Linked DNA regions of Homo sapiens: all the other regions are linked to region 2. Evidence: chromatin loops called from intact Hi-C (ENCODE). Cell type or tissue: PC-9. All regions are shown on one strand. Each heading gives the region's core, and the rest is flanking DNA. Links, peaks and the distances in the headings are about the cores only. Region 1 has its middle 23 kb from the start of OR9A2. Region 2 has its middle 98 kb from the start of MIR11400. Region 3 has its middle 7.2 kb from the start of TAS2R40. Region 4 has its middle 4.7 kb from the start of MIR11400. Region 5 has its middle 66 kb from the start of PRSS58.

Region 1 (6,175 bases), core at 868-4,867, 630 kb after region 2:
AATGATAGTACTGTTTACATTATAGCTATATAGTCTGTTTTACAGATGTAGTTATTCCTCATTATGCTTCTATTTCAGAATGTTTTTGAAAATTTTTTGCTTGTTTATTTTTCCATAATAAAAAGTTTAATCTAAGCTGGGCACGATGGCTCACATGTGTAATCCCAGCTATTCAGGCGGCTGAGGTGGGAGGATCACTTGAGTCCAGCAGTTCAAGTCTGTAGTGAGCTATGATCATGCCACTACACTCCAGCCTGGCTGACAGAGCAAGACTCTGTCTCTAAAAATATAAATGAATGAAATAATGCATGAATAAAATGTAATCTGCTTCTCTAGATTTAAAAAATACTATTGATTTTTAAATTGTGATTGTATCATTTTTATGGATACACTTAGAGGAGAATTGATATCTTTGTATTGTTTACTCCACCTTTCCATTTGCTCAAATCTACTTTTGTGTCTTTCAGGAGCATTTTTTTAAATGTCAATCTAGTTTAAATGTAAATCTTTACTTGTTAAGCTTATTCCTAATAATGTTATATTTCTTTGCTTTTGCTTTTGTAAATGAGGTTCTTTCCTTCCATTATATTTTCTAACTTAATGTGTTTTATATGTGAAGTCTTTTGACTCTCAATATAAATTTTGTGCCCAGCCACATTGGTTTTTTACTTTATTTTGTTGAGATTTCCAGATAAACAAATTATTTAAAATTCATGTTAATCTTTTTTTCTCCTCCTTTTTAACATCTTGGCCCTGCATTTTTTTTCTCTTGTCTAATTGCATAGGCTAACATGCCAGAAATTTTAATTAGTTTACATAGAGATGCAGTACATAAATTTAAATTGAAGATCTGTCATTACATAAGACAAAGGGTATGTGTGTTATTATTTATTTTAGATTGGTCCATCCTCTCACCAGGAGCTCAGGCAGCTGTTAAACTCTGGAAAGAGGGCCTAAAAAAGATAGGGGTATGGATAATGGAAGCCCTGCATAAATTCTAAGCAAAGTGGCAGAAAGCACTTTCTAACCCACCATCCTGCCTCGAGGGAGGGCAAAGACTGATGTTAATGTCTTTGCTGACCTCTTCTGGCAAATCTGAAGTTAGCCAGAAGATGGAAGATTTGATTGGTTATTTTTTTCACTTCGATTTCATATGATCACAAAGTCCCTGGGTTTGCCTGATTCGCCTGTTTGAAAAGATTTTTCAATATCCCAGAAGTTGTTTTTAAAGTCCACACTTTCTTTAACCTCTCAGTATTCTTCTTTTCTTCCTCCTCTTTTATAAAATATTCAAAGCTTTATCTCCCTTCCTTCTCTCACATTTTTGGCTGTTCAAATATCTCTTATCCACCATTATCTTCCCCAATTGACTTTATTTCTGAGCTCCAAATTCATGCAGTCCTTGGAAACAGGGCAAATAAATGGGAAGTCAGTTTGCATGTGAAAACTGATCAGCTTGGCTGGAACAGTTTCAGTGGACAGTGGCAAGGAGAATCCAACTTGCTGCGGATTAAAAAAAAATGCATGGGAAGTATGGAAATAATAACAGTGGGTATGTACTTGTATTTCAAAAGCTTTGCAGGAAAGGAGATATAAGATTGGATGGTAACGTAATGGTTAAACAAGGATAAGAAAAGGGCATTCGTTCATTCATTCACTCATTGTTTAGGGTGTGCAGTGGCCCTGCAAATGCCCCTCTCACATCTCTAACGACAGGGAGCATAGCTGACTGGCAGCCCTAGCTGCTATGCTCCAAAATCCTTCTCATGTCTTAGTTAGGTCATGCTTCCCACAGACTGCTCCTAGCTAATGACTGTGGCTGGCAGGGAGCCACTCAGGTAAGCAATGTAAACTCAAGAAGAACTCGGTGCACTTGTTGGACTTTGTTAGAGCTGCACTGCAATCGCAGACTCTTCCACTCAGTCTTCCCACCTTGACTCTCTCCTTCATAATGCTCACGCCCCCATCACTATCTGATGGCTCTCGCTGCCTTCCCAATGCCAGGCTTCTTCCTTCTTCTCCCTCTGTATTTTCCCAAAGAAATTGCTCAGACTTCTGATCCTGCTGGGTGTCTCCTTCTTGGAAGACTCAGCCTACCACAGAGTGGAATAGCCTGGAGCAGGTTTGTAGGGTAAGAGTAGAGGTGAGAAAAGAGTGCTTTACTTCCCATTTCTCAATTGCAGATTTCTTCCCAAATTTTCTAGTCTTTGTCTGTCTGCCAGACTGGTGTGCTGCTGTCTTGCTACACCTTCCCGTCTTTGCATTTTCCTGATGTGACCCTTTACCTTGTCCCAATTCTGAACTTTCTATCTAGCTTTCAACCTAGGTAGACCAAAGGCATCTGAGCAACATCGGTGTACTCCGAGGAAGGCAGCCATCTTCTCCTAGGGTTTTGTTTCGGCTGCTGAAATATTGCCCTCTTGTGGTTGCCTCTATAATGACATATGAAAATTAACATTTTCATATGTCATAGAATTTCAAGGCCACAAGAAATAGGCATTTAGTACCAAAATAATTTAAAGAAGTGCCAGACACAGATCTGTAAGACATTAAAAATGCCATGACAATCCATTGGCCTTTGTTTCACCAGCAACCCATGCTATAAAGAAAAAGAGTGTTTACTAGAGGGAGGAAATTCACGGGAGTAGAGTTTTATAGCTCCTTCTCCCACATGCCCTAGGCAAGGAAAGGCCGTCTCCAAGAGGCTTAGGTCCTTTACTTATCCTATAGAAGTTAGGTCTGTTTCTTAGCCACTTCCTGGTTGAACACAAAGTCCCAGAAGACCCACCCTGGTGCCCCTAGGGGAGTGACATGGTGAGAGAAACTCAGGAAGCAATGTAGCCAAACCCAGGTTCAGCTGCTCACTGCTCAAAAGCCCAGCATGAGACACGAATTGGTGGGAGGAAAAGCATGTTCATTCGGAGAGCCAGCAAACCGAGACGATGATGGAATTGCATCTTAAAGTACCATCTTAAGTCGGTACAAATTGTACCCTTTTTATGTTAATGCTGGAGGAGGAGGAGGGGGTTGGGATGGAGAGGTGACCAATGACCTCAGACATCCGGGCACCAGCGAGGGTCTGAGGAGGCGGGGAACTTTCTTGTCTTCGGTCAGGTCATGATGCTCCTATAAATCTTTAACAAAACTTCATGCAATTGTTTACATAAGTCTCCTTTAATCCCAGAGTTAGTTTTTAAAACTACATGATTGCCGTTTTTGCGTAATATCTCAGTGCTCTAAAATTATCCTAGCCTACATGCAGGCATGGGTAAAGGTCCCTGAAACAAAAATGGAGTTAGTTATGTTAGTTCTCTTGCTGTTTCACTGTTACAGCAATGAACACCTACCTTCAGAGTCTGAGAGAGCAAAGAGTCCTCTTGCCTTATTAGTGGGAAGTTATGATAGCAAGCTGGTATTCCTATCATTGATAGGGCAAAAGGGGCCACGTGGATGCCATGGGAATGATGAACCTTGGTGAAGGTTCCTGGCCCAAAAGTGGTACCTCCTCAAATGAGACCCCAGCACTGAGAGGCTGTAAGTTTAACAAGCACAGGAATTGAAGGGGATCACAAGGCAATGTGAAATGCAGGTGTTCCTACAAGGTATCTAAAGAATCCACAAATGCACCCAGTAAGAAAGATACCGTTTGGATGCTTGCCCCGCAAAAGGGCATCAGCAGCTAGGGATGGGACAAACAGCTCCAGGCAAGTGAAGAGACATCATCCCCTTCCCCTTGACCTCCTCTTCCCTGTCTTAATACCATAGGATCCAGGCAAAGATGGGGGATTGGAGTAGATGAGTAAGGAGGAGTGAAAAGAGCAAACCATTTCTGCTCTCCACCTGCAGGTCTCTAAATAGCCAGTCAGCTCTGATCAGTGGAAAAGAAGTTCTTTAAATTGGATTCAATATTGAAGTTCTAATATAGATTGAAAAGCACAGTTTAACACCTGATAATGGGTCTTCATGAACACTATGAAGGCATTTTTAAGCAAAGCAAGGAAAATTACAGGATCTGCCCTAAATGTGACAGGGGAAGGACAGGGAGATCTGATGGAGCCTGTTGGAGGCAAAGAGAGAGGGAAAAATAAGGTTTTGTCCTATTTCTATCCCATTGAATTTAGCACATTTAATAAATCGACTACACACACCTTAAAACGTCCTTACATAATACAGGATGAATGAAAAGGTTCTGCCAATGAAGTGAATTGAAGTATTGTCAGGGCCCTTTAAGGGAACCCTATATCTTATTCCTAGTTCATGTCACTCCTCTTTAGGGACAAGGATCTTCCAGTGCCTGGGGCTTCTCTAATTTTGTGGACGTCAAATTGTGTAACCCTTATAACCCTTACAGATTCCTGTATTCCCTAAGGCCACTCTTAAGGAGCTCATACAGGGAACAGACAGATTTCTTCTTCTCTTGATCTCAAAAAGCATTGCTCGTGATCGTTTTTGATACTTCAAGACTGCCATATTCTTTCGGATCTGGCCAATGCTGTGTACGTTCAGGAGCATGAAAAGCATATTGTTGCATTTCAACATCACATATAATTTTAAAACTAGTTAGTTACAATAAATTAATGGTTGCTTGGCAACCAAAGAGCTGAGGTTTTGAAAGGAAGTACTCTATTACTGTTCAAATTAGAACAGCAAGACTTGTTGAAATATTCTGAGTTCTGTTGAATTCCTTATGATGGAACCAAACCCAGGGAAAAACAAGGGAACACTCACATTTTACAGCTCAGTTAATTTTAGGAGAGTAGAGAGGAAGTAAATTGCATCTCATCTCCTAGCTTGGGTTGGAACTGCCCAATTTAAGAACAAGTACTAATTAGCTGAAAGTAAAGCTCAGCTGTGACTTGGCTAAAAATGGGACCTCTTGCAAAAATGTACTTAAAACTGCGTGTGATAGATCTGATTCACTTTGCATGTGAAAACTGGACTCATACTGACAAAACAACGTGTGGGGGAAAGAGTTTGGGAGCATTTTTAAGACTTCAAGATGTTTGTTAGAGAAATGACCATCTAGTTTGCCCATAATGTAACCAGAAATAAAATCCAAACTGACATTTTGGCCCAGAGTCTTGATGAGTATCTCTAGCCAACATTCACTTGGTTGGCTAATGGTCAATCTAATAACCAAGAAATAGAACTGGATATCAGAACAACAGTTTTGATAAAATAAAGGAAAGGAAGACAGGCTGGATAATTCGGAGCTTTCTAACAGGGTTTTGGAAATGTGCATAAAGTTTTGGAGAAAATTTAACCAATCGTTTTGAAGCCTTCCATTAGTAGCAACTCAAAACTATTCAAAAGACTGAATGGTGAATTAACTCATTTTATTTTGAAACTCCTCTGTGCTTAGCTTTTGACTGAATTTAAATTTCTGTTGGAGCAAGCTAAGTTGTTTTAATTTTGATGTTCAAGTCAATTAACCTCTTATTGTGACTTTTTGCCTTAGTTATACAAATAAAATTTTATATAATGTTGGAGACTCAATCATTTTGATGCTGACATTTCTTAATCCTACACATGGTCACATACCCTGGAAAGATATACAAGGCTCTGAAAACACAGCTGCCACGGGGAAGTGAGATTGGATGGCTGGGAAAGAGATTGCTTTTCATGTTATTTGTTTTCACGTGGTCCTATACTTGTGTACTTTTTGAACTTTATGCCATATGAATTTATTAATAATTTGACAAATCAATTTAAAACCAACTTTAAAATCAAATTTCAAATGCATGTGGTTCAAAGAAAAGCACCATGATAGAATTGAAAGAACAGGATCTGGAATTAGGGACCTGAATTTGAATCTCCTCTTGGCGTTTGTGTAGTTAGGAGAACTCGGGCAAGTTACCTGACATCTCTGAATCCCTGTTTTCCTTATCCTTAACGTGGGACAGAGTATTTAATTTACATGGTTTGGTGAGGACAAGGCAGGTAATATCTCTCTGACAGACCTACTTCATGGCATGTGCTCCATGGACTGGTTATATTATTGGTAGCATTCAATATATTCAGTAAAAACAGTATAATGTGTGCCTTCTGTAATCCCCAAGGAGACAGTAAATGTGTTGGTAACATCCCAGTTAAATGCGTACCTGAGAACAGGATTTTCCCAGACATAGCAACATGGGTTTACAGTTTTAACCATTTCACCAACCTCTGCCCCAGG
Region 2 (6,175 bases), core at 1,311-5,310:
AGTTAGGAGTGGGGATAACAAGGCCAAGAGGGTCTGCTCAGGAGGTGGTGAAAACTACCTTCTTCGCCAAACGCTGTACACTATAGGGATAGTGGAAGTGTTTGTAATTTAATAGCTGGTGCCCTCTTTACAGGGCAGCAGATTTAATTTCAGGGTCAAGATTCTTGATAATAGTGTGGAAGGGAAAATCATAGGGTTTGCTTTATATAATTCAGGGAGAAGAAAGTGAGATTTGGGGAAATTCTATGAAAGAGAAAATGATCAAAGATAGTTGAAAATAGAGATAGAGCAGAAGGTAATGAAACATGGTGATCTGTGCACCATGAGCTCCCTTCTCCTCCCACAGTTTTTGATATCCAGAAAATACAAAGAAAGGTCTTATAGCAACTGACATCACCTGGGGACTGGTCCTAGTTGGGGATATCACAAATAGCAGCCTGCCTGATGTGAGGGCCTTGGGGTTGGTTCTGACATCTTCTTTCTCGACTTCTGGATCTAGTCTTGCCTGCTCGAGGCACAGTCAAATACTTCCCAAAACACAAAGGAGGTCAGGTCAGTCTTGGTCCTAAAGGGGCAAATGCTGTCCGTTTTCTCCCAAGATAAAATTCTGCATCCCTGGGATTCCTCTCTGAGACTCAGTGCCCAGATTCAATTACCTTCTGTAATTAAACAGTTCTTTGAACATTTTCTAAAACTCATCAGCGTTGGTATCATCTGCATTTCTGCTATTTCCTTGGCCTGGAAACTTTTGTTCTCTCCAGACACATCTAGCCCCTGCTCATCTGTCAAGGATGGTCTCACATCTGCCTTACTCTTTGCTTCTTACCCTGACATTCCCTGGAACTGGACTGTATCAATTTATTTATTTACTTTTTTAAGACAAGAGTCTCACTCTGTTGCCTGGGCTGGAGTGCAGTGGCATGATCTTGGCTCACTGCAACCTCCATCCCCCCGGTTCAAGCTATTCTCATGCCTCAGCCTTGAGAGTAGCTGGAATTACAGGCACATGCCATCATGCATGGCTAATTTGTTTTGTATTATTAGTAGAGACACGGTTTCACCATGATGGCCAAGCTAGTCTCAAGCTCCTGACCTCAAGTGATCCCCACGCCTCAGCCTCCCAAGTGCTGGGATTACAGGCATGAGTCACTGCGCCCAGCCCTGGACTGTATCACTTTCTTTTCTTTATTTTCATAAGAAAAGCCAAGTTTATAATTAATAGTATCTGAAGTTTGTAAAATGAAAAAGTTAATGCATACTTATATAGAATCCTGGAATATCATTAATCACCATCTTCCCTTCAATGGGACTCCTCTTTCTTAAAATGTAATGAAGATTCTTAGAGACAGTGTCAGTTTTTCATATAATTTCTGCAATATTCTAAGCAATTGTGTCTTCATAGTCAGAATTGATAACCAATGCTATAAAGTATCCTAACTCTAAGGCTGGAATTTGCAAATACTCTTTTGGAGCAAATAAAATTGTGTTGTAGTAATATTCATCCAGTCTCATGATCCTGAAAAAACAAATTATTCAGCATAACCACACTTTCCACAGCCACATTTTTAGAGATTTGATGAGACTGGAACATCATCAAAGATGCTTCTCAGAAATCAACCTAAAAAACTGAAATAAAAATTAGTTAAGCTCAGTAATGGAATCTTATCATCCTTTCTGAGTAAAAGATATTGTGTGTGCAGGAACAGAAAACCAAACACCACATGTTCTCATTCATAAGTGGGAGTTGAACAATGAGAACACATGGACATAGGGAGGGGAACATCACACACCGGGGCCTGTCGGGGGGTTGGGGGAAGGGGAGGGAGAGCATTAGGACAAATCCCTAATGCACGCGGGGCTTAAAGCCTAGATGACAGGTTGATGGGTACAGCAAACCACCGAGGCACATGTATACTTATGTAACAAACCTGCACGTTCTGCACATGTATCCCAGAACTTAAAGTAAAATAAAAAAAAAAAAACCCAAGATATTGTGTGTGTGTGTGTGTGTGTGTGTGTGTGTGTGTGTGTTTGTGTGTGTGTTTGTGTGTGTTTTCTGTGGAGACTCAGCCGCATGGAAATAGTTTCTCAGGGTGGCATTACTAAGAGGTGTTGGGTCATTGGCAGAGCTCCTAGGTACTTCTGGGTAAAGAAAGGAAATATCAGACCCAATTGAATCTGCCTAAGTTATATACAGCTCATAGGGTCGTTTATTTCAAGATTTTTTAAAATTCAGAAATAAATTTGTAAAATTGAAAAATCCTCTTTATAGAATGTGCTATCTAAAATCTGGGAATAATAAATCTAAATATAGGCCAGACGCGGTGGTTTACACCTGTAATCCCAGCACTTTGGGAGGCCGAGGCGGGTGGATCACGAGATCGAGAGATCGAGACCATCCTGGCCAACATGGTGAAACTCCGTCTCTACTAAAAATACAAAAATTAGCTGGGCATGGTGACAGGCACCTGTAGTCCCAGCTGCTCAGGAGGCTGAGGCAGGAGAATGGCTTGAACCCAGGAGGTGGAGGTTGCAGTGAGCTGAGATTGCGCCACTGCACTCCAGCCTGGGTGACAGAGCAAAACAGCGTCTCAAAAAAAAAAAAAAAAAAAAAAAAAAGTCTAAATACAAAGTGTGAAAAGGTGTGGCTCTGATTATTCAAAGGGAGCTCTGGAATGTCGTGTTTCCAGTCTGGATCTGCTTGATATCCTCACACTGTTTCACCCTGTGGCCTGTATAATTCTGGCTCCTCTCTTCCATCTTAGGATACTCATTGCAATGATGTAGCAGCAGTTTATTGTGCAATCAAGATGTGCCCTTTTGTTTTCACTGGCCAAGGGTGAATTTGAAGTTCCACCCTAAGTCAACCCTTCTGGGAAAGCAATAGAGAGTGTGTGTGTGAGAGGGTGTGGGTTGCAGGGGTTGGTGTAGGGGCATCTCTGCTCCTGACTTAGACAATGCTGAGCTCATCAGGTCAGAAGGTGTGAATCCATGAGACTGGAACTTTGGCCACTTGGAGGTGCTGTGGCTCCACAAAGCTGTGGGGAACCCTGGGGAGGGGTGGAGGGTGACCCAGGAGAGGACGGCTGAAGGGAATGCTTGGCTGCGTGCTGGCATCAGGAGGCGGTTGGAATTCAGAGTAGGTCCTGGGACTGCCCAGGGCAAGGTAGGCACACCAGGGACCTCAGTTTGCATCAAGGAGAGAATGTCTTTGCCTCTGCATGGGCAGTGGAGGGTGAAGAGGCTGGGGCAGCAAGGGCTGGGAGTCAGTGCCAAGAAAGTGACAGGGGTTGTCAGAGAAAAATAAGGTGGGATATGGGCATGTGGAGACTGTGTTCCACCTGCCCCACTTTTAATTTCAGGGTTGTGTAGGACAGGAATGGTGCAGGAAGCAGCAGAGCCTGGGGTCTGACAATGGGTAGAGCAGGCAGGGGTGGCCTGCAGGGAGAGTTACTGGGAAAGGCCGGTTTCCCAAGGAAATGCCTGAAACATTCCTGCCCCACTCAGGAAATGACCATGAGGTGGGTGCTGCCAGACAGAGGGGTTCAGGCCCTGCAGAGCTGACAGGCCTTTCCCAGGCACTCCCTGCTGCTTCTACATGTGATCTGCTTTAATGCCCACTGATATCAGGTAGGGTAAATATGATTTTACCTGTTTATACATATGGGGGAAGCAGCTGTCCCTGTTCTCATGTTTAGTAACCGGCTATAGTCAGTTCCTCCAACACCTCTGCACGCCGCCCTGCTCTGTACATGTGTCCTCTCCTCTGGCTTCCTCATTTCAGATCCCCGTTAGCAGGAGGGAAAGATCATGTCTCATATGTGGTCATTAAAACCTCTTCCCCGACAAGCCCAAGGAACTTCCAGGTCAAGCATCTACATTCATCCTTCACTGTAGGAAAGAAAAAGAAATAAAATTTTCTGCACTGTGGACTTTCTGTAACTGATGTAATATACCTTGAGGAAAATGAGCATAAATAGTTGCTATTCATTCATTAATTAATCTTATTCTTTTACTCAATAAACTTTTTGAGGATCCTTCTTTGTATAAGGTATTCTGTGACATAAAATTGAAAAGAAAAAATATTAAGTGGAAAAAATGTTTCTTGCTTTTTAGAGTGTTAAGGTTTGCATTTATTTTTTAAATTGTTTTCTTTATTAAAAATAGTTTACTGATTTCTAAATTATACAAATTTACTTTTTTCTCTTTCTTTGGCTAACTAGTCCCATTTTAGACAGCCATTTAATTTAACTGTGGTAGGAATATGTAATATGAAATATATCTTTTTAACAGATTTTTGTATGTACAATACGGTATTGTAATCTACGGGCAAAAGGTTGTACGGCAATCTCTAGATCTTATTCATCCTCCTTAACTGAAATTGTATACCATTGACAGCAACTCTCCATTTACTCCAATCCCCAGCCCTTGGAAATTACCTTCACCTTTGCTTCCGTTACTTCAATTATTTACGTTCCATCATATAAGCAGAATCATGTGGTATTTGCCTTTCTGTGCCTGGCTTATTCACTTAGTGTAATGTCCTGTGGGTTTATCCACATTGTCATATATGGCTGGATTTTCCTCTTTTTAAATGTTTAAAATACTTCTTTGTATGCATCTAACATGTTTAAGGTCTGAAGTATAAAATGTGTCATATCTGACTGTTTCTATGAAACAGTCTGTCACATGACTGGCAGTCATTTGCAGAACTGCAAGCACTGAGTACACTGATGCACATTCACAGTTCAATTCTGCTTCATGGAGAAGACTTAGAGAAAATATTAATCTAATCATTCATTATCATTTTATGATGCACAAAATAGAAAGCCTTCATTAGGAAAATTTCAATTAATTAGAAATTCAACTATACGAAAACATCTTAACGTGCAAAAGCTATTCTCATTTTACAGGTAGAGGAATTGGCCCATAGTTTAAATTACTTGACCAAATTAAGTAGGAATTAGGATGCAGTACTGGGGTTCTAACCCTGGTCTATCAAAGCCCTGTATTTTATAGCTATATACTATAATCTATTTCATAACAAATGATGCTTATCTTCACAAAAATTCAAATGTTATCTCCTAGGTCCCTTTCAGACCTGCTGGCTCTAATAACATCATAGACAGAAATCAGTTTACCCTGGGCGGGGGGGTGGGAAACAACTATGAATGGGTACCATGACATCAAGCCTGACTCCCATTCTAGCACCAGCTCCTCAAGACGTGAGGCCAGTTCTTGACAGATTTGGCTTAGTTTGTTTTCTGTTTTTTTGTTTTTGTTGTTGTTGTTGTTTGTTTGTTTTAATCTATGAAATGAGACTGCTACTGTCCATCTGCAGGGCTGTGTACAAAATTAAATAGCATAAAGTATCTAGCATGTAGCAGAAATCTAGATATTAGGTTGGTGCAAAACTAATTGAGGTTTTTGCCGTTACTTTTAGTTACTTTTAATGGTAAGAACTGCAATACTTTTGTACCAACATAATATTTTCATTTCCTTTGATAATCTCAGATAGCCTCTTTCACCATGCCAATGTGCAAAGGCAGATACGGACATATGATACCTAGAAATCTTAGGTTGAGGATTCAGAAGTCACAGAAATGGAAATATACATTTCCTCTGATGATTTATTTGATGAAATTAACTAATTAACTAAAGAATGCAGTATGGATCCCTCTTGAGGCATTTAAAAATCAATGTTGTTGACATATAAATTATACAATGTAAACATTATACATTTTAAATGAACAGATCAGTGATTTTTGAGCAATATATATGTATATGCCCTTATAATCCCCACCCCTCTTAAAATGTAAAATATCCCCACCCCTATTAAAATGTAGAATATCTCCAGAAAGTTCCCTCGAACACCTCTGCAATGCCTATCTTGGTCCCAGAAAACCAATGATGTAACTTCTATCACTGGAGAGTAGTTTTGTTCACAAATATTTTTAATGTCAATTTAAAACCCATACTGATTAATCCTCTTGAATACATAGCTAAATAATCAAGGCAAGGAAGAGTTTCTGGGAGGTTTTATGGTTTTAGAAGGGATTGAAACCATGAGAGCTACCTTGATCCATGGTAGGAACGATTCTATCTGGAGATGGATGTTGTGCCGAAATAACCTCAAAAGGTCTTTTCAGCTGGTAGAAGCTGATTCGACAACATT
Region 3 (6,175 bases), core at 1,076-5,075, 840 kb after region 2:
GAAAGGCTATTTACAAACAAAAGAAGAGAAAACTGGGAGCAGAGCAAAGTTTATGTGCTTTCTCCAGTCATTATTTCAACAAATACTCCACTCAGATGTTACCTTCTTACTGAAACCTTCTCTTAAAATAATCCCATCACTACCCTATGCCCACTTTCTCTCTATTCCCTCTCCCTACTTTCTCATTAACTTTTTGAGGAACTGTTTTCCAAAGTGACTGAACCATTTTGTGTTCCCACCAGTGGTGTATGAGGGTTCCAGTTTCTCCATAGCCTTGTCAACACTTGTCATCATCTTCCTTATTTTTGCCATCCTAGTGGGTAAGAAATGGTATCTCCTTGTGTTTTTGATTTGTGTTTCCCTAATGACTAATGATGCTGAGCATTTTTTTCATGTGCTTATTGGCCATTTGAATATCTTCTTTGAAAAGATATCTATTCAAATCCTTTGCCCATTTTTTTTTTTTGAGACAGGGTCTCACTGTCACCCGGGTTGGAGTGCAGTAGTGCAATCACGGCTCACTGCAGCCTTGACTTCCCAGACTCAAGTGTGACTCTCCCACCTCAGCCTCTTGAGTAGCTGGGACTACAGGCATGTGCCACTGCACCCGGCTATTTTTCTTTTTTTTTCATTTCTAGTAGAGATGGGGTTTTGTTATGTTGGCTGGTCTCGCACTCTTGGGCTCAAGCAATCTTCCCGCCTCAGCCTCCCACAATACTAGGAATTACAGGCGTCAGCCACCATGCCTGGCCCTTTGCCCATTCTGCGGGGGAGGGGAACATTATGGTAGAAGTTTATTCAGAGGCAGAAGAAGGGAACAGTCACTTTTTTAAATTATAAATTCAGAGGGGTCCATATGCAGGTTTGGTACATAGGTATATTGCATAATGTTAGGGTTTAGGCTTCTAGTGAACTCATCACCCAAATAGTGAACACACAATAGATAGTTTTTCAACCCTTGCCTCCCTTCCCCCTCCCTGCTTTTGGAGTCTCAGTGTCCATTGCTTCCATTATTTTTCAAATAGAAGAGCATAACAAAGTTATTTTATCACAGCTCATGTGACACAGCCGTCTTCAGAATGAAGACTCAGAGATCCAGGGGAAACTGCCCATGTTTATAAACATTAACATGGTTCAGCAAAGTATGGAAACATGATTGGACAAAAAGAGTAAGATCAAATGCTCATAGACTGAAAGGAAGAACCCAGCCAGGCCTGTCAGTTCAGATTCTTCTTGGCATCTCTTAGCAGCATTCCCTTTGCCCATTTTTTTAATTGAGTTTTCTTTTACTGTTTGCTTGTAAGAGTTCTTTATATATTCTGAATACTAGGCCCTTATCAGATATATGATTTTGCAAATATTTTCTCCCAGAATGTGGGTTGTCTTTCAGTTTCTTGATAGGGCCCTTTGAAGCACAAAACTTTTGAATTTTTATGAAGCCCAATTTATTATATTTACTTTTCTTTCATTGCTTGTACTTTAGGTCTCATATCTGAGAAACCATGGCCTAATCCAAGGTCACAAAGATTTACACTTATGTTCTCTTATATTTACATCTTTGATCCATTTTGAGTTACTTTTTGTATATGGTGTAAGATGGAGGTCTAACTTCATTCTTTTGCATGTGGATATTCAGTTGTTTCACTACCATTTTTTAAGAGTTTTCCTTCCTCCAGATAGTTTTGGCACCCTTGTGAAAATCAATACCTTATTGTCTTTATGACACTTATCACCATCTGAAATTATATTATTTATTTGTTTATTGTCTACCCTTCCCAAACTCCCTTACTCCCTGTATTAGTCTGTTTTCATGTTGCTGATAAAGACATACCCAAGACTGGGAAGAAAAAGAGGTTTAATGGACTTAAAGTTCCACATGGCTGGGGAGGCCTCACAATCATGGAGGAAGGCAAGGCGGAGCAAGTCACGTCTTACATGGATGGTGGCAGGCAAAGAGAGAGCGCTCATGCAGGGGAACTCCTCTTTATAAAATGATCAGATCTTGTGAGACTTATTCACTAACAGGAGAACAGCACAGGGAAGACCTCCCCCCATGATTCGATTATCTCCCACCAGGTCCCTTCCACAACTCATGGGAATTCAAGATGAGATTTGGGTGAGGACACAGCCAAACCATATATCTCCCCTTCCTCCTACCCCCTGCAAACACACATACAAATTCAAATGTACATCTTCTTAAGACAGGAACCTGTCTTATCTACTATTTATCCCCAGGGACATCGTGGGCACTTAATAAATATTTGTTGAATGAATAAAAAGGGCTCCAGTTTTGTTGAAAATTAATGGCCACTGTATGTGTCTATACCCAAGCGCAGGTAATTACTTCATTTAGGGCAAAAAGATTGTTGAACATTGCCTAAATGAGATTTTATAGCCATTTCCTGGGTTGGATGAGAAGAACCTAATTAGGCAAGAAATTACCTCATTGGCAGAAAAAAAAATCCAGCAGAGAATTTTAATGAAAATCCAAATGCAAGTGTGAAGGGACTTTCTGAGACCCTCTGCTTGATAGTCCAATAATACCTCAGTAGGTGTATGGCTTTGGTCAATTCCCCTCACTTCTGAAGGACTTCGTTTACTCACCCCTATATGGGGAGCTCCTGTGCTAAGCCATCTTGCAGGTCACTGGCAGCAGTAGCATTATATCATTCTAATGTTTTGGATTGTTTTTGTTTTTGTTTTTGAGACAGGGTTTCCCTCTGTTGCCCAGGCTGGAGTGCAGTGGCGTGATCACAGCTCACTGTAGCCTCAACCTCCCACCTCAAGCAATCCTCCCACCTCAGTCTCACAAGTAGCTGGGACTATAGATATTCACCATCATATCTGGCTAATGTTTTTTTTTAACAGATGAGGTCTCACTATGATGCCCAGCTGGTCTCAAACTCCTGGCCTCAAGGAATCCTCCTGTCTTGGCCTCCTCTCCTGCCTTGAAATTACTCTGGGGTTCCAAGAGTAAGCCACTTCGCCCAGCATGTTTTGGATTCTTTAGAAATAGCATCTGTAATCAATTAAAGTTAGTCTACTTAAGGACTATAGTTTTCATTTGCAATTTATCTTGCAAAAATATACTGACCAATCTGTTAATTAAAAGTATATGTGGTTGGGGAGAGTGGCACATGCCTATAATCTCAGCTCCTCAGGAAACTGAGGCCAGAGGATCACTTGAGGCCAAGAGTTCGATGCTGTAGTGATGCACCGTGAATGCATCTGTGAATAGCCACTGCACTCCAGCTTGGGCCACATAGCAAGACCCTTTCACTAAAATATATTTTTTTTTAAAGAGGCTTGATTAAGAGACAATATAAATTTTCTCTTGAAAACTGTCTGAAATAACTGATCATAAGTACAAAGAATCAGAGACCTCCTTAGAAGAGAGGAGGTAAAACTCTCAGTCAATTGTCTCAAATAGGTTTTGAAAGGTTTCCCCAGAAGTTTCCTATTTAGAAAGAGCATGCCTGCCCACTAGTGGGCGAATTAAGGAATTGCTCCCTTTTCCGAGAGGCATTCATAAGGCTCCATCTTGTGGTGAAAACTGTTAATAAGCTTTACTGCTAACACATAATCCATTCCTAAGTAAGACCTAGGCCTGGAAGAGCTCATTCAAAACTCCAGGGTCTGCAGAAGCCAGAGACGTCAAGGTGTACGGGCGAACATGGCAGCCGTATGACAAAACAAACCAACTGTCAGGAAAATAATCACTGTGTTTATTTTTCTAAACTAAGACTGCAACCATACCAGATAATGTGTATGTGTATGAATATATATGTGATATTGAAGATTGTATCTTAAATTCAGAATTGAAAAAAAGATAAAATATAAATATTTCATTTCTAGTATTTTATTTTACAATTTGCTCACTTTTTCTTCAGTACCAATATGTCCTTGTTAAACCTGTGTTAAGTTGTATAATGAAAACAGAATTCAGCCTTGACTGGGACCCATTAACTAGAAGTGATAATTAGTCCTAATTAGTTTAATACTGGGAGAGAGCTGTTCAAAAACGTAGATATTTTAAAATATGAGTCTTTGCACAACTGTGAAGATATTTGTAGAAGCCTGGCATTCCAGTGTCACTGTACAAAATGTCCAATCCTATATCACACCATGAGTCATTTTTCACACTATAAGTAGGAATTGACAAGGTGCATTGAACAATGGGAGGTTATCTTCACAAAGTCTGAAATCAATAAGCCATTTTGAGGAATCAGTTTTCAGTGTATCACAATTTTTATCACAGGTTTCAGGCCATCAGTTGTATTTCTAGAAACTAATTCCAACCACAGAAAAGAGGACTTAGTAACGATGCCAGATATGCCTTCCTAAAACATTTTTTTTTCTTTTTTTAACACCCTTGGCAGCAGACTCTATTCTACATTTTATAACTGCTTTGTGGATGCCTTTGCGGGGAAATATTCAAAGTGTTTGTCTACCCCAAAGGTCAATTATATGATAACAATCTTCGCTGCTTAACATAAGCAAAGCTTTTTTCCCTCCAATGATGTGAATAAGTTCATTTCTCTTAACTGTTCAACAATGCTGCTTTGCTTTCAGCCATGACTAAGCCACCCACCCTCTGTGTCATGAGCAGACTGCCATGCTACGTGTCCAATTCATCACACAGTGCATCCAACACTCTGTGCCTGAAGCCCTACAAGGAGATCCAGCTCACAGTATGAACGCTGTGTTCGGGACATCTTCAATTTTTAGCTTCTCGCAGAAAGCAATTCCTGCTAAATAATGCAAGCAAGTAGATGTAAAGCCTGTGTCTTTATATAACTTGCCACCTAGAGTTTAAGTTTTATTGCAAGTCTGATATAAACACTGCTCATCCCAGGAATATCATCCTATAGGCACACAAGTCTTCTGCATTAAATTGTTTGAAAGTTTCCTCTATACACACAAAAAAATTATTTTCTTAATCATTTCCTAAGGTTGTGTCTGTCATGAGCACACTGTCCAAAATATTTTTCAGTCATATAAAAATTCTTAACCCCCATGGTGGTTAATAGAGCTCATTACTACATCTAAATATTACTAAATATGTATCTTCACCAACTGCAATAGCAAATGCCACCATTTAAAAATTTTTTCACATGATTTTTCTTTTCATTTCTTAGTCACATTTCCATTGCATTGAGCAACAGTATTTCTAGTTACATTTACATTTGCACGTGCTTGTATCTTTTCAGGACACACAATTTCCGCTACATTCAGTAGATTCTCTTTTACAACTTGCTATCTGTGAAGAATTTGATGTCCCAGGCAGATTTTTTATTTATGACTTCTTATTTCTTAAACAACCAAGACAAACCTTGTTGACATTACAATTCTCTCTTCAGCTCCTTAGGTTTTGATCACATGTCTCTTCCATGGCCCTCTTCTTTCTTCTTCCAGTGGTTTGTTTCATAATGGCACCTACACTGTTTTCTTAAATTACATCTTTTGCCAAATATGCACACAGGAGGGTTCTATGAGGAACACAGGAGGAACATATGACCCCCTCAGTCTATCTTCCTTTTCCTACTTTTAATAAAGATATGACTACAAGAAATATGCTACTTTTCTAATACTATTGGGTAGATGTGACTTCACACCACCAAAAACCCAGTTCTGCAAAATGTTATAATTATTTTCCTAATTCAATCTCTGAATTTGGTCTCCTACCACCTGATAAACGATATGTCCTCTTAGTCTTCTTCAGGAAGTCATTCGGTCACTTCTACAAAGATATTGAGGGCCACTTTTCCTGTTGCCCCAAGTAACCCTGGAGCTCATACTAAAAACCATAAGGGTAAGTCCCCCCAAAGGGCAGTGATTCTCAACCCTGTCCTGCTTCATATAAGAATCACAGTGGGGAGTTTTGAAAATGCCAATGCTTAGCTGTTCTCCAGAACAATTATTCATAATCTTCGAGGGTGGGACATATGTATAGGTGCTTTGCAAAAGCCCTTCCAGTCATAAGGGTAATTCTAGAATGTGGACAGGGTTGAGAAAAACAGATCTAAAGAAAGCAGCCAACAATTGAGGCCAAATATCTACCTGCAAAGCTTAATAAGAGGCAGCAGTACCTGCAAATGGCCAGGATCCCAGCAGCAGCCCTCCACCTGAGTCTGCACATATAGAAAGATTAGGGAGGAAGAAGGGGGGCCTATGG
Region 4 (6,175 bases), core at 904-4,903, 100 kb after region 2:
TCTTAAGTTAAGTAGGAGAAAACTTTCACAGTAATTACATCAAGTCAAAGGCTAGCGGCTCCCCAACCAACCAACATAGCTATTTGCTCTGTGATCTTGGCAGCTTCAGAGGACTCAGAAATCCTTTCTCTGCACAAACATCCCTTTGTCCATTCCAAGATCCAGGATCACACACTGATCCTATCATGAAAACAATGAGGTGTGCTATAGTTGCTGTGGCCTCATTTTAGTATGTTGAGTAGGAAGCATTGACGAACTTTGAAAGCTTTGCTCTTGAGTCTAGGGATGTGCTGGAGCCAGCTTGTATGAGTCAGAAGAATCAAATAGGCATACTTTTCCCAGCTCCCTGTTCAGTGAAGCCATGCTGGGAGCTTGAAATCTGCCATGGTGGGTATGTTGGTACAACAGAAATTAGCAAATGCTACCAGCCATGCCCCCACCTTCACAGACACCCAGTTTATCAGCACATCACTGGAGTATTTTCTGATGTCCCTGTTATGCCATGTCTTTTAGGGACAAAAGGGCTCAGAATTTATGTCTCCTCTACTCTGTTCTTAGAAGCCATCATCTAAGGGGGCCTTGATTGCTCCCATTTCTATCCAGCTCCCAAATTCTCTTGCTCTGTAGCTCTGTGTCTCCTGCAAGCACGCCAGTCTGGAACATGACAACTATTTTGAATGTAACTAAAGGTATCACTGAACCAGTTCATTATTTACAAATTATCTTTCCTTGCATGGAATATTCAGATGCTGGAGTCATTGGGAACAGAGATGGCCAAGCAGCAACTCTGGGTTGTGAAACACTTACAGCCCCGCTATTCTTCTGTGGCAACGAGAGACCCTGTAAAAAGGACAATTTTGCTTTGGAGACTAAGCAGCTCCCCACCAGTCAGGAATGACTCTGCTTTTACTTTAGGCTGAGAGGTCAGAAGGGTCACACCCTCAATATTCTCCTCTCCAAGACGGAGTGTGGCCACTCTCCATCTCAGTCCCTGGAAGTTGTCCAGAGCTCCCCGAGAATCCCTGCTCTGGAGGCAGAATCACCAAGGCTCATCCTCACCAGCTCCCCACAGGCTCCAGCAGGGCTTTCCCACCAGGTGCAGGGCACAGGAATGGCTCTGCCTGTCTCTTAGGTAGAGGGAGGCCAAACAGTGATGTTTGTATAAGAGGGACTGGGGTTCTGGGTCTCCTTTAAAGTATTTGACAAAATTTTCTTTGTTTTTGTTTTATTGTGCCATCTCACCAATGAGGAGAGCAATCCCTTGGTAGTTATATTGTTTTTGGCACTTGGGAAGGTTTTTGTGGTTAAGCCACATTAAGAAATTGTGCCTTTACAGGAAATTGTGCTGTACAGGAAAGTTCAGCTGTAACCCAAGGCAGTGAAAGAAATAGCAATAATTTTGAGAGCAGTTACTTGGGTATCTATGATAAAGGTGTTAAGTTTCATTGCCTACATCTAACTTTCAGTCTAGTGGAAATGAAAAGGCACAGTTAGGGGGCATGTGAGCATGCCATGAGAGAGATCGATGCCAATTGAGAAGTCTGTGCCATTCCCCAATACTGTGGGATTGAAGGGGAGGGAGAGATGACCTCTCCTTCAGACTGTGCTCAACAAGGAGGGAGTGGGAGTTCATCCATGGGAATCTGACGAGGAGCAAATCCCAGGGGCCTCTAACTCAGGGTGCAGGAGCAAATCCTTGGAGAGGAAAATGGTCCAGTTCAGCTGTCACAGGAGACAGGAGAAAGCAAAGTCATCTAATCCACAGTCTCCCGGCTGATTTGCTTCCTTATGATGCTATTTTGTACCAGCGTGTCCTCATCTCCCGCTGCTCCTCTGCCTGTTTCAGAATCATCTCTTCCGTGTTTGGTGCTCAGATCAGTGGATGTGCATTGTACAAGCTGATCATTTCCTGTAGCAGCCCCTTTGCTAGTCTTAGTTATATCCATCCTTATTTTCTGCATTAGGTACTGCTCCCTCCACCATTCATTGCTTATTGCCTTGTAAGAGGTCTCGTTTTATATATTTCAATTTTACTTTTTATTAATAGATATTTGACTTCATCTTTTGCTGATCTATACTTTTGGGGTAACATTGTCATTTTTGGAGGACGATTTGTTTATCTTTAGTGATTCAGATTAAATAATCTCTTTATACTTCAATGTCTGTGTTTTCTTCCTATTTTAAGCCAAATATTATTTCCTTTCATTCCTCTCCTTCTGTTACTCTTTCTTTAGATGGTAGTTTTAAGGGAGAAAAAGTTAAACTATAACTGGACCTATGTGATAAGTGTTATTCAGAATGAGGGTGGGATATTAAGATTGGTAACTCAAAGCAATAATCAGGGTTAGAACTAATGTTAGACTTAGGGTTTAAGGGAAGCTGCTCATAAAACCAGCGTGATGGCACTTCTGGAATATTCTGGCAGCTTCCTCTGCAGACACTTCCCAGCATTCCTTGGGCCATTACAGAAGAAACAATGTTGAAACTTCACGTATTGGCCACAAGATGGCAGTGTGGTCCACTGAGCTCGAAAGGTCTCTGGGGAGTCTAGGAGAGCATCCTAGGAGGGAAAGGGTTAAGAAAAATTAGGGCTTGGATCCTGTATTATGCAGATGTTGCAGCAGCTTTCAGTTATTGCTAGGCTACCTACAGCTATGCAAGAGACGGGAAGTCCCTCTAATCTTTAATGACATCTACAGTTGAGGAATTTTGGCCGGGGCAAATTTTGGTCAGGGGCAGGTGTAGAGGAGCAACTGCCTCAGAGGAAAAGGGAAAAGCGAGGGGTGGGCTGTGTCCTGAGCCCAGTGCGTCTCTGCTGCACCTCATCTTCCCTGCAGGTCTGGCCAGGCAACAGCTTTAATCTGCTTGAGTGATCTGGAATTCTAGAAGTTCAGAAGTCGTACTGATAACATCACCTTGGCTGAGATTCCATTGGACACCAGGCATGTGTTCTCTGGAGGACAAAAAATATTGAGAACAAGCTCTAAAACACCTAAGTAAACAGACTACAGAAGAAAAATGTTAGTAGATGCACCAAACTGTGCCGTTAGACCTGATGATAATTGACTAGTAGAATTACCAAAAAGAGACTATAAATAAGTCTCCACTAAGTATTTGTGTTATTGAGAGCAGTGTTTAAGTCTTCTCAGGGTAGATTAAAGAAGGAATTCAGCTATTATCATGACTTTGGCTTGGATGAAAATCCATGAAGTCCTCAATTGATTTTCTTGTAAAATATTACAGAATAATATTGAGCAAACATTTTATTTTTCTCCAGCCTGTATCCCTCCTTAGCACTAACAGGTAAAGCGAATACCTAGAGGCAAGGTTTCTTTAGTTGGGATCCATTAACTGCAGGACTGGGAGGTCCAGAGCTGGGCTTCACAGGGAGTGCAAACCCCACGTGCAGGGAACCCCGTGTGTCTGTGCTGTGCCCAACTCCCCTCTGTGAGGCTGTCGAAGGGAGAGGGCCGGGTCACCCGGGAACCCCACTCACAAAGAGGGGAGCAGGCTGCTTGCTGGGCAAAAAAATCACTTCACCAATTGGCCAATCTGTTGAAAGCCAAAATGAAAGGAAAGTCTGAATGTGAGAGTGATGAATGCCCAATTTTCCAAGTTATGAAATGTATAGCAGCTCATGGTTGTCAGAATGATTTCAACAGCATATAAAGATATTGTAAACAGCTTTTGTTTGTCTATAGCTTTCCTTGATATTGATCCTCAGTTGTTTTTCAGCCCACGCATCAGTTGAGCTTATTTTGATACCAAATTTTAAAGTTGCCACTTCAGTCACCAAGCACTTCTCACATTCTCCATAACTTACAGATATGTGTGCTCCTGTCTTTTCTTATTTTTGTGTGATTCATTTTTAAATTGGGCTGTACAGAATACAAGCATACATTTGTAAATGACTCCCATATTTTATGCAATTAACTGTTTACTTTTTAGTAACAATTTTATTTAAGGTTTAACTAATAGAGATAAAAACAGAAATATTAATACAAGGACAACATGGTAAATTTTGACAAATGCATATGCCAGAGCAACGGTAACTGAAATGATTATAAAAAAATTTCCGTCATGCAGGAAAGTGTCGTCATGCTCCGTTCCAATCAATTTCTATCCCACAGATAAAAACTTTTCTCAGTTATTTATTTATTTTGAGACAGTCTCACTCTGTCGCCCAGGCTGGAGCACAGTGCTGTGATCTCAGCTCACTGCAAGCTCTGCCTCCCGGGTTCATGCCACTCTGCTGCCTCAGCCTCCAGAGTAGCTGGGACTACAGGCGCCCGCCACCATGCCCGGCTAATTTTTGTATTTTTAATAGAGACGGGGTTTCACCGTGTTAGCCTGGATGGTCTCGATCTCCTGACCTCGTGATCCACCCACCTCGGACTCCCAAAGTTCTGGGATTACAGGCATGAGCCACGGCGCCAGGCCAAAACTTTTCTTATTTTTATCACCATTGACTAGCTTGGTCTATTCCTGCACTCCGTATAAATGGAATCATATAACATTTTTATTGAGTTATTTTCCTCCAAAATTAGTATTTCTGAAGTGTATTCATATTGTTGTATCAGCAGGTCATTCTTTATTATGACTAATATTCCACTGTGTAAATATACCACAACTTGTTTATCCATGCTCCCGTTGATGGATATCCATGTTACTCCTGTCTTCAACTATTATGAATAAAATTGTTGTGAATATTCTTGTGGAATTCTTTCTTGTGGATATATGGATTCTTTTTTTTTTATTTTCTTTTAGGTATAGACTTAAGAGTGGAAATACTGACTCACAGTGTAGATGTGTGTGCTATGCTTGCGTGTCCCCACAAAATCTCATGTTGAAATTTGTCAATGTAATGGTATTGGGAGGTGGGACAGTTATCACTAGGTCATCAGGGATCTGCCCTCAGAAACAGATCAACGCCCTATTGTGGGAGTGAATAAGTTGTCTTGGGAATGGTCTTCTGATAAAAAGTATGAATTCAGCCACTTTCTCTGTCTTGGGTGCTTGCTTCCCCTTCTTTCTGCCTTGGATAATAGCAGGAGGCCCTCAGCAGTTATGGCCCTTTGATCTTGGACTTCCCGGTCTCCAGATCTATAAGCCAAATAAATCCCTTGTCTTTATAAATTACCCAGTCTGTGGTATTTCTCTACAGCAGTAGGAAAGAAATTGAAAGAAAACATGGTGCTGAGAGTGGCGCTGTTGCTACAACAAGGACCTGAAAATGTAGAAACAGCTTTGGTTAATGGCAAATGGGTAATGGATAGAGGTTGGAAGAATTCGGAGAAGCAGACAAGCAAAAGCCTAGATTGCTGAAATAGATCATTAAGGGTAATTCTGGTGAAGGCTCAGGGGGAAATGAGGAACAAGATATCGGAAATCAAAGTAAATGCTATCCTTGTTGTAGGTAGCAAAAACCTTGGAAAAATTGTGTCCTGTTCTAGGACTTTCTGGAATAAAAATATTATGAGCTATTAGCTAGGATATCTACTGAAGGAAATATCTAAGCAGCTAAGCATTCAGGCTATTGTGGACTACTTTCAGGCACCAGGAAATTTAACCCAGCAAGAAAGGAGCCAAGGGAATAGATTTTGCAAACCAGCACAGATGGTGACACTACCTACCTCTGCTGTCCTGTCTCCAATAAGACAAACTCGCTCTGGAGTTAGAGAAAAGAGGAGCCAGTTAACATAATACACTGGGGTCAGCTTCTGAAGGCAGGGTGGATCTGAAGGGAATAACATAAACTGTCCAGAGCACTACGTATAGGATGACCTTGAGGGTGCTGAGTCCCAAGCTGGCTAGGTCTGTGCTATGAGCTGAGAAGGCCCTAGAATTATTTCTGGGGAATCTGAACTCTTGATAATTTACAGACAACACAGGTCTGCTTTGATTCTGATCAGATGGACTAAATCTTGGGGACTCTGCACCGCTGGCCACTCAGGAAATGGGTTGGGAATGTTGCCTGAGACAGGAAAATATGATAAGAAACATGGTGTGAATCTAGCATCAGAAAGATGATGTGAGGACAGCAAGGAAGAACTGCAACTTGAGGTTTAATCACAGGCTCCTCATCCTCCCCTGATGGGCAGGTGTGTGAGCTCCAGGATGGAGTACCACAGCACTAGGTGGGAGAAGGGTGATAGGGTGGTGGGGCTGCCTGTGA
Region 5 (6,175 bases), core at 775-4,774, 52 kb before region 2:
AAAGGCTGGAGTCACTCAAACTCCAAGATATCTGATCAAAACGAGAGGACAGCAAGTGACACTGAGCTGCTCCCCTATCTCTGGGCATAGGAGTGTATCCTGGTACCAACAGACCCCAGGACAGGGCCTTCAGTTCCTCTTTGAATACTTCAGTGAGACACAGAGAAACAAAGGAAACTTCCCTGGTCGATTCTCAGGGCGCCAGTTCTCTAACTCTCGCTCTGAGATGAATGTGAGCACCTTGGAGCTGGGGGACTCGGCCCTTTATCTTTGCGCCAGCAGCTTGGCACAGCCCTACAAAGCCAACCACATTCTGTGCACAAACCTCCCTGGCCCAATGTGGAGCAACCTCAGCCCTGACATATCTGTGAGAACCTGGGGACTGCAGGGAGAAAGAAAGGCAATTTAGAATGCTAGGATCCACAGCCTGGGGCTTTCTGCAACTTGGCTGGGGAAAACAAGGCCAAGAGAGCCTGCTCAGAGGATGGTGCTGCTTCCGTAGGTTGACTGCAGCATTACCTTCTTTGCCGACACTGTGAACTACAGGAGTAGAGGAAATGTGTGTAATTTAACAGCTGGCGCACTCTTTCTCAGGACAAGAGATTTAATTTTGTGGTCAAGATTGTTGATAACAGTGTAGTGTAGAAGGGAGAATCACAGGGTTTGCTTTATACAACTTGGGGAGAAGAAATTGAGGTTTTGGGAAAGTCAAGGAGAGAGAAAACGAAAGATGATTGAAAACAGAGATAGAGCAGAAGGTGATGAAAAGTGGTGTTCTGTGCACCATGAACTCTCTTTCCCCCACCCGAAAGTTTTCAACACCTAGAAAAAAATAAGGAAAGGTCTTATAGCCACCGGAATCACCTGGTAGCCGGTCCCAGTCGGAGGCATCACCAAATTGCCGCTTGGCCATTGTGAGAGCCCTGGAGTTGCTTCTGCTGTCTTCCTTCTTCCAGCCCTGATCTTGACTCCTCAGGCCACAGTCAGGTACTTCCCAAAACACAGAGGAAGGTAAAGTCACCCTTCTTCCTAAAGGGGCAAATACTTTCCAGTTTCCCCCCAAATAAATTCTGCAACCCTGGGATTCCTTTCTGACACTCACCTCCCAAATCCAATTACCTTCTATGACCAAATGCTCTTTGAACATTTTCTAAAACTCAGCAGTCTCTACATCCTCTGCGTTTGTCCTTACAGTTTCCATGGCCTGGGAGGACCTTTGTTCTCCTAAGACGGGGCCACATACTGATCATCTGTCAAGGACAGGCTCACACCTGCCTTCCTCTTCACTTCTTACTGTGACATTCCCTGGGACTGTACTGTATCACTCTCTTTCCTTTATTTTAAAGCCAAGCATACAATTGATACTCTTTGATGTTTGCAAAACTAATAAGTTATTGCCCTCTCATACAGAATCCTGGAGTGTGATTAATTACTGTCTTCTCTTTACAAGGGACTCTACATGAAATATCATGGAGAATGATTATGAATAGTCTTAGTATTTCATGTAACTTCTGTAATATTCCTAGCAATTGTGTCTTCACAGTCAGGATTGATGACCAGTGCTGTCAAGTTCCCAAAGGGTATCTAATGCTGGAATTTGCAAATGTTCTTTTGGAGTGAAGAAAATTATGTTATTTAGGCTGACTGAAGAATCACTAAAGAAAGAAAATTATGGTACAGTAATATTTATAAAGACTCATAATCCTGTAAAAAACTTCCTCACCATAACCACACTTTCCACAGCCACATTTTTAGAGATTTGGTGAGGGTGGAATATAGTCAAAGGTGCTTCTTAATCATCCTTGATGAAATCAACCAAAATCAACCTACAACATTGAAAAAAAAAACTAGCTTTGCTCAGTAATGGAATCTTATCATCCTTGACAATGAAAAGATATTATGTGTTTGTGAGTGTGAATGTGTGTGTGTGTTTTCTTGTGGATACTCACTCACATAGAAGTTTCTCCCCTGGTGGCATTTTATGAGGTGCTGGATCACTGGCAGAGCTCCTAGGCACTTCTAGGTAAGGATAGAAAATAGCAGACCTAACGGAATCTGCCTAAGTTATAGCTGATAAGATAGTTTATTTCAAGATTTTATACATTCAGAAATAAATTTGTAAAATCAAAAAATCCTTTTTATAAAATGTGCTAGCTAAAATTTGTGAATAATTAAACTAAATGCAATGTGTGAAAAGATATGAGTCTGACTAATCAAAGGGAGCTCTGCAATGTAGTATTTTCAGCCCAGATTGGCTTGATATTGTCACACTTTCATCCTGTGGCCTGTATAATTCTGGCTCCTTTCTTCCATCTTAGGATGCTCATTGCAATAATGTAACAGCAATTTCTTGTGCAATCAAGATGTGTCCTTTTGTCTCCACTGGTCAAGGGTGAGTTTGAAGTTCCACCCTAAATCAACCCTTCCGGGAAAGCAATAGACAGGGTGTGTGAAAGAATGGGGGCTGCAGGGGTTGGAGTGGGGGCAACCGTGTTCCTGACTTGGACTATCCTGAGCTCATCAGGTCAGAAGGTGTGAATCCATGGGACTGTGGAATGTTGGCCACTTGGGGGCGCCGTGGCCCCACTATGCTGCAGGGAACCCTGGGGAGGGGTAGGAGGGTGGCCAGGAAGGGAGGGCGGAAGGGAATGCCTGGCTGCCTGCTGACATCAGGAGATTAGGTGGAAATTAGAGTAGGTCCTGGCCTGGGACTGCCCAGGGAAAGGTAGGGCCAGGGTTGGCACCAAGCAGGGAGTGTTTCTGCCTCTGCATGGGCAGAGGAGGGTGTAGGGGCTGGGGTGGCAAGGGCTGGGAATCAGTGTCAGGACAGGGATAGGGTGGGCAGAGGAAAGTGAGGTGTGATGTGGGCATGCGGGGACTGTGACCAGCCACCTCCCCTTTAGTTGAGGGGCTGTGCGGGACAGGAAGGCTGCATGGAGCTGCTGAGCCTGAGTCTTTCAATGGGTGAACAAGGCAGGAGTGGCCTGCAGAAAGAGTACCTGGAAAAGGACTGTACCCGAAGGAATTGGGTGACACTTTCTTAGCTCCACTCAGGGAGTGACCCTGAGGAGGGTGCTGCCAGCCAGAGGGGCTCAGGTCCTGGTGAGCTGACAGGCTTTTCCTCCAGACACTTCCTGTTGTTTCTGTATGTGATCTGGTTTTATGCTCACTGAAATCATGTAAGGTAGGTATGATTTCACCTGTTTATACATCTGAAGGAAAGCAGCTGTTCCGGGTCTCATATTAAGTAATTGGCTGAGGTGTTTTCCTCCAACATCTCTGCACCAGCCCCGTCCCCCGACTCTATATCTGTCCCTTCATCTGGCTTCCCCTTTCCAGGTCCAATTAGCAGGAGCACAAGGTCATGCCTCATATGTGACCATTGTAACCTCTTCCCTGACAAGTCCAAGGAACACGTGACTTCCAGGCCAAGCATATCCATTCACCTTTCACTGAAGCAAAACAGAAGGATGAAATTATCTGCACTGTACACTTCCTGTAACTGATATAATCTACCTTGAGGAAAAGTAACAAGAAAAATTGTTATTCATTAGTTATTATTTTATTTAATATATGTTTGGAGATCCTTTCTTTGTATAGATATTTTATGACATAAAAAGCAAAATAAAAAAGAACAAATGAAAATAAAAAAGAAAAGCTTGAAAGAATAATAAGTGTTTCTTACTTTTTAGAGTATTAAGGTTTGCATTAATTTTTTTAACTTATTCAAAGACGTTTGCTCAGTTTCTGAATTATACAGATTTCCTTTTTTTCTTCTCTTTTTCTCTTTAGCCACCTACAGCTTTTTCTGCCAGCTTTTTTAGTTTAATAACCTAAGGCTATCTTTTAAACAGATTTTTAAATGTACAATATAGTATCGTAATCTACAGACACAAGGTTGGACAGCAGATCTCTAAAGCTTCCTGATTCTTCTTTACTGAAATTTTGTAGCCACTGGTGGCAGCTGCCCATTTCCCCCTCTTCCTAGCCCTTGGAAATCACCATTTTCATCTTCACTTACATCAGTTTGACTTTTAGGTTGCCTCATATAAGCACAATCATGTAGTATTTGTCTTTCTGTGCCTGACTTTTTCAACTCAGCATAATGTCCTCCAGGTTTAGCCACATTGTCATGTATGGCCAGAATTTCTTCTTTTTAATACTTAATGATATTCCATTGTATGCATACACCACATTTAAGGTCTGAATATTAAATGTATAGTATCTTATTGTTTCTGCGAAACCATCTGTCACAGGAGTGGCAGGGTCATTTGCAGAACAGTAAGCACTGAGTATATGAATGCACATTCATTCGAAGTTCAATTCTGCTTCATAGAGAAGACTTCAAAAAAATAATAATTTCACTATTTATTGTTATTTTACTATACACAAATAGAATTTCTTTTTTCTTTTTTTTTTTTTTTGATACAGAGTCTCGCTTTGTCGCCTGGGCTGGAATGCAGTGGTGTGATCTTGGCCCACTGCAACCTCTGCCTCCCGGGTTCAAGTGATTCTCCTGCCTCAGCCTCCCGAGTAGCTGGGATTACAGGTATGCACCACCATGCCTGGCTGATTTTTTGTATTTTTAGTAGAGATGAGATTTCACAGTGTTAGCCTGGATTGTCTTGATCTCCTGACCTCGTGATCTGCCCACCTCGGCCTCCCAAAGTGCTGGTATTACAGGTGTGAGCCACCGCACCCAGCCAATACCCCAATACCATAAAATATTTAGCATATAGTAGAAATCTAGCTATTTTTATTTCCTTTGCTAGTCTCGGGCAGCCTCTTCCACTGCGCCAATGCCCAAAGGCAGTTAAAGACACATTTTGCCTGGAAATCTTAGGGTGAGGACTCAGGAAGCCACAGAAATGGAAATATATATGCGTGATGATTACTTTGAAAGTATGAACTAGAGAATGTAGCATATATCCCTCCTCAGGCATTTAAAACTCAGTATTATTGATATATAAGTTATATAAGCATTACACATTTTAAATAAACAGATCGGTTATACGTAACCAAATAATTAACAGAATGAGGAGCTCCTGAAAAGTTTTATGGTTTTAAAAGGGGTTGAAGCCAGGTGAGCTACCAGATCCACATTAGGGACAATTCTATCTGGAGATGGATATTGTGATGAAACAACCTCAGAAGGTCTTCTAACCTGGTACAGACTGATTTTACGAAGTTTATTTATTCATTTTCTTTCATTTCTTTTCTTATCTGCTCATTCACTCCAATTATTTTGTAATGATATTTTGGCGAAAATTAATCATCTTTAAGGGAAATATTTTGAGTTTCATCAGACACACATGCAGCTGAGCTTTGTGTTCACACACTGAGTGCCCTGGGGCCAAACAAAATACGGTAATAGTGACCTTGTTGAGAGATGACGTCACATTGGGAGAAAGGTTCTCTTTGTGTTGACACTAAGTGTCCAATTCATAAAACCTAAGCCTTGAGCTAGGAAATGCCCTTTTCTGCCCTGGGAAGCAGGCTCCTACATTGTGTGTTTCTCTGTCTCCTGGTCTAGCCTGGACACAGACAGTGTACCCACTCACGAACTTGTTATATCCTGGCTGTGAATTTCAGCACCAGGTGGCCCTTTGCTCTGACTTCAATTTCTGTGTCCTTCTCTCCTAAACACCATGGATGCTGAGTGACTCAGACTCCAGTCATGTGCTTTTGCCAAAAGGAAACTAGCACAAGAGGAGGTGAGCAGAATATGAAACAAAACCATGTACTCAGGACCGGCAATGTGACTTACTGGCAGCTCTTTGCTCAAATATTGTAAGGAAGTTGAAGATCATGACAATGTTACAGTAACAGGGATCTCTTTAAGTGTGGGGCTCTGTGCACTAAAATACGGGTTTTTTTTTTTCTTTTCTTTTTTTTTTTTTTTTTTTTTGAGACGGAGTCTTGCTCTGTTGCCCAGGCTGGAGTGCAGTGGTGCAATCTTGGCTCACTGCAACCTTGCCTCCTGGGTTCACGTGATTCTCCTGCCTCAGCCTCCTGAAGTAGCTGGGATTACAGGTGCGCACCACCATGACCAGCTATTTTTTTTTTTTTTTTTGTATTTTTAGTAGAGACGGGGTTTCACCATGTTTGTCAGACTGGTCTTGAACTCCTGACCTCATGATCCGCCCACCTCAGCCTTCCAATGTGTTGGGATTAC

What was found. Hi-C counts contacts between places; a loop is a spot of excess contacts. Peaks named below come from ENCODE experiments on the same cell type or tissue, not always from the same donor. Only the 100,000 strongest peaks of a DNase experiment are listed, where the experiment ranks them.
Region 1: a loop joins it to region 2, with 10 times the contacts of the local background. A loop is called at or near these places in 4 of 110 quality-filtered maps.
Region 3: it touches region 2 in a loop (16-fold over the local background); 2 of 110 quality-filtered maps call a loop at or near these places.
Region 4: it touches region 2 in a loop (9-fold over the local background); 11 of 110 quality-filtered maps call a loop at or near these places.
Region 5: it touches region 2 in a loop (6-fold over the local background); 3 of 110 quality-filtered maps call a loop at or near these places.

The regions. Positions count from the first base shown.
Region 1 is chr7:143,001,226-143,007,400 of GRCh38, forward strand. No RefSeq gene overlaps it. Among named protein-coding and RNA genes, the nearest start is that of OR9A2, 23 kb to the right of the region's middle. In PC-9, for the core only: CTCF peaks have their summits at 1,059 (motif pointing left), 2,414 (motif pointing left) and 2,630; no DNase peak of the experiment used is centred there; H3K4me3 peaks cover 624 bases.
Region 2 is chr7:142,373,069-142,379,243 of GRCh38, forward strand. It overlaps TRB. Among named protein-coding and RNA genes, the nearest start is that of MIR11400, 98 kb to the right of the region's middle. In PC-9, for the core only: CTCF peaks have their summits at 3,013 (motif pointing right) and 3,218; a DNase peak (open chromatin) is centred at 2,733; H3K4me3 peaks cover 591 bases; H3K27ac peaks cover 2,872 bases.
Region 3 is chr7:143,211,749-143,217,923 of GRCh38, forward strand. No RefSeq gene overlaps it. Among named protein-coding and RNA genes, the nearest start is that of TAS2R40, 7.2 kb to the right of the region's middle. In PC-9, for the core only: CTCF peaks have their summits at 3,510 (motif pointing left) and 3,716; a DNase peak (open chromatin) is centred at 3,503.
Region 4 is chr7:142,476,120-142,482,294 of GRCh38, forward strand. It overlaps TRB. Among named protein-coding and RNA genes, the nearest start is that of MIR11400, 4.7 kb to the left of the region's middle. In PC-9, for the core only: CTCF peaks have their summits at 2,508 (motif pointing right) and 2,709; DNase peaks (open chromatin) are centred at 2,562 and 2,902.
Region 5 is chr7:142,321,258-142,327,432 of GRCh38, forward strand. It overlaps TRB and TRBV5-1. Among named protein-coding and RNA genes, the nearest start is that of PRSS58, 66 kb to the left of the region's middle. In PC-9, for the core only: CTCF peaks have their summits at 2,543 (motif pointing right) and 2,742; a DNase peak (open chromatin) is centred at 2,634.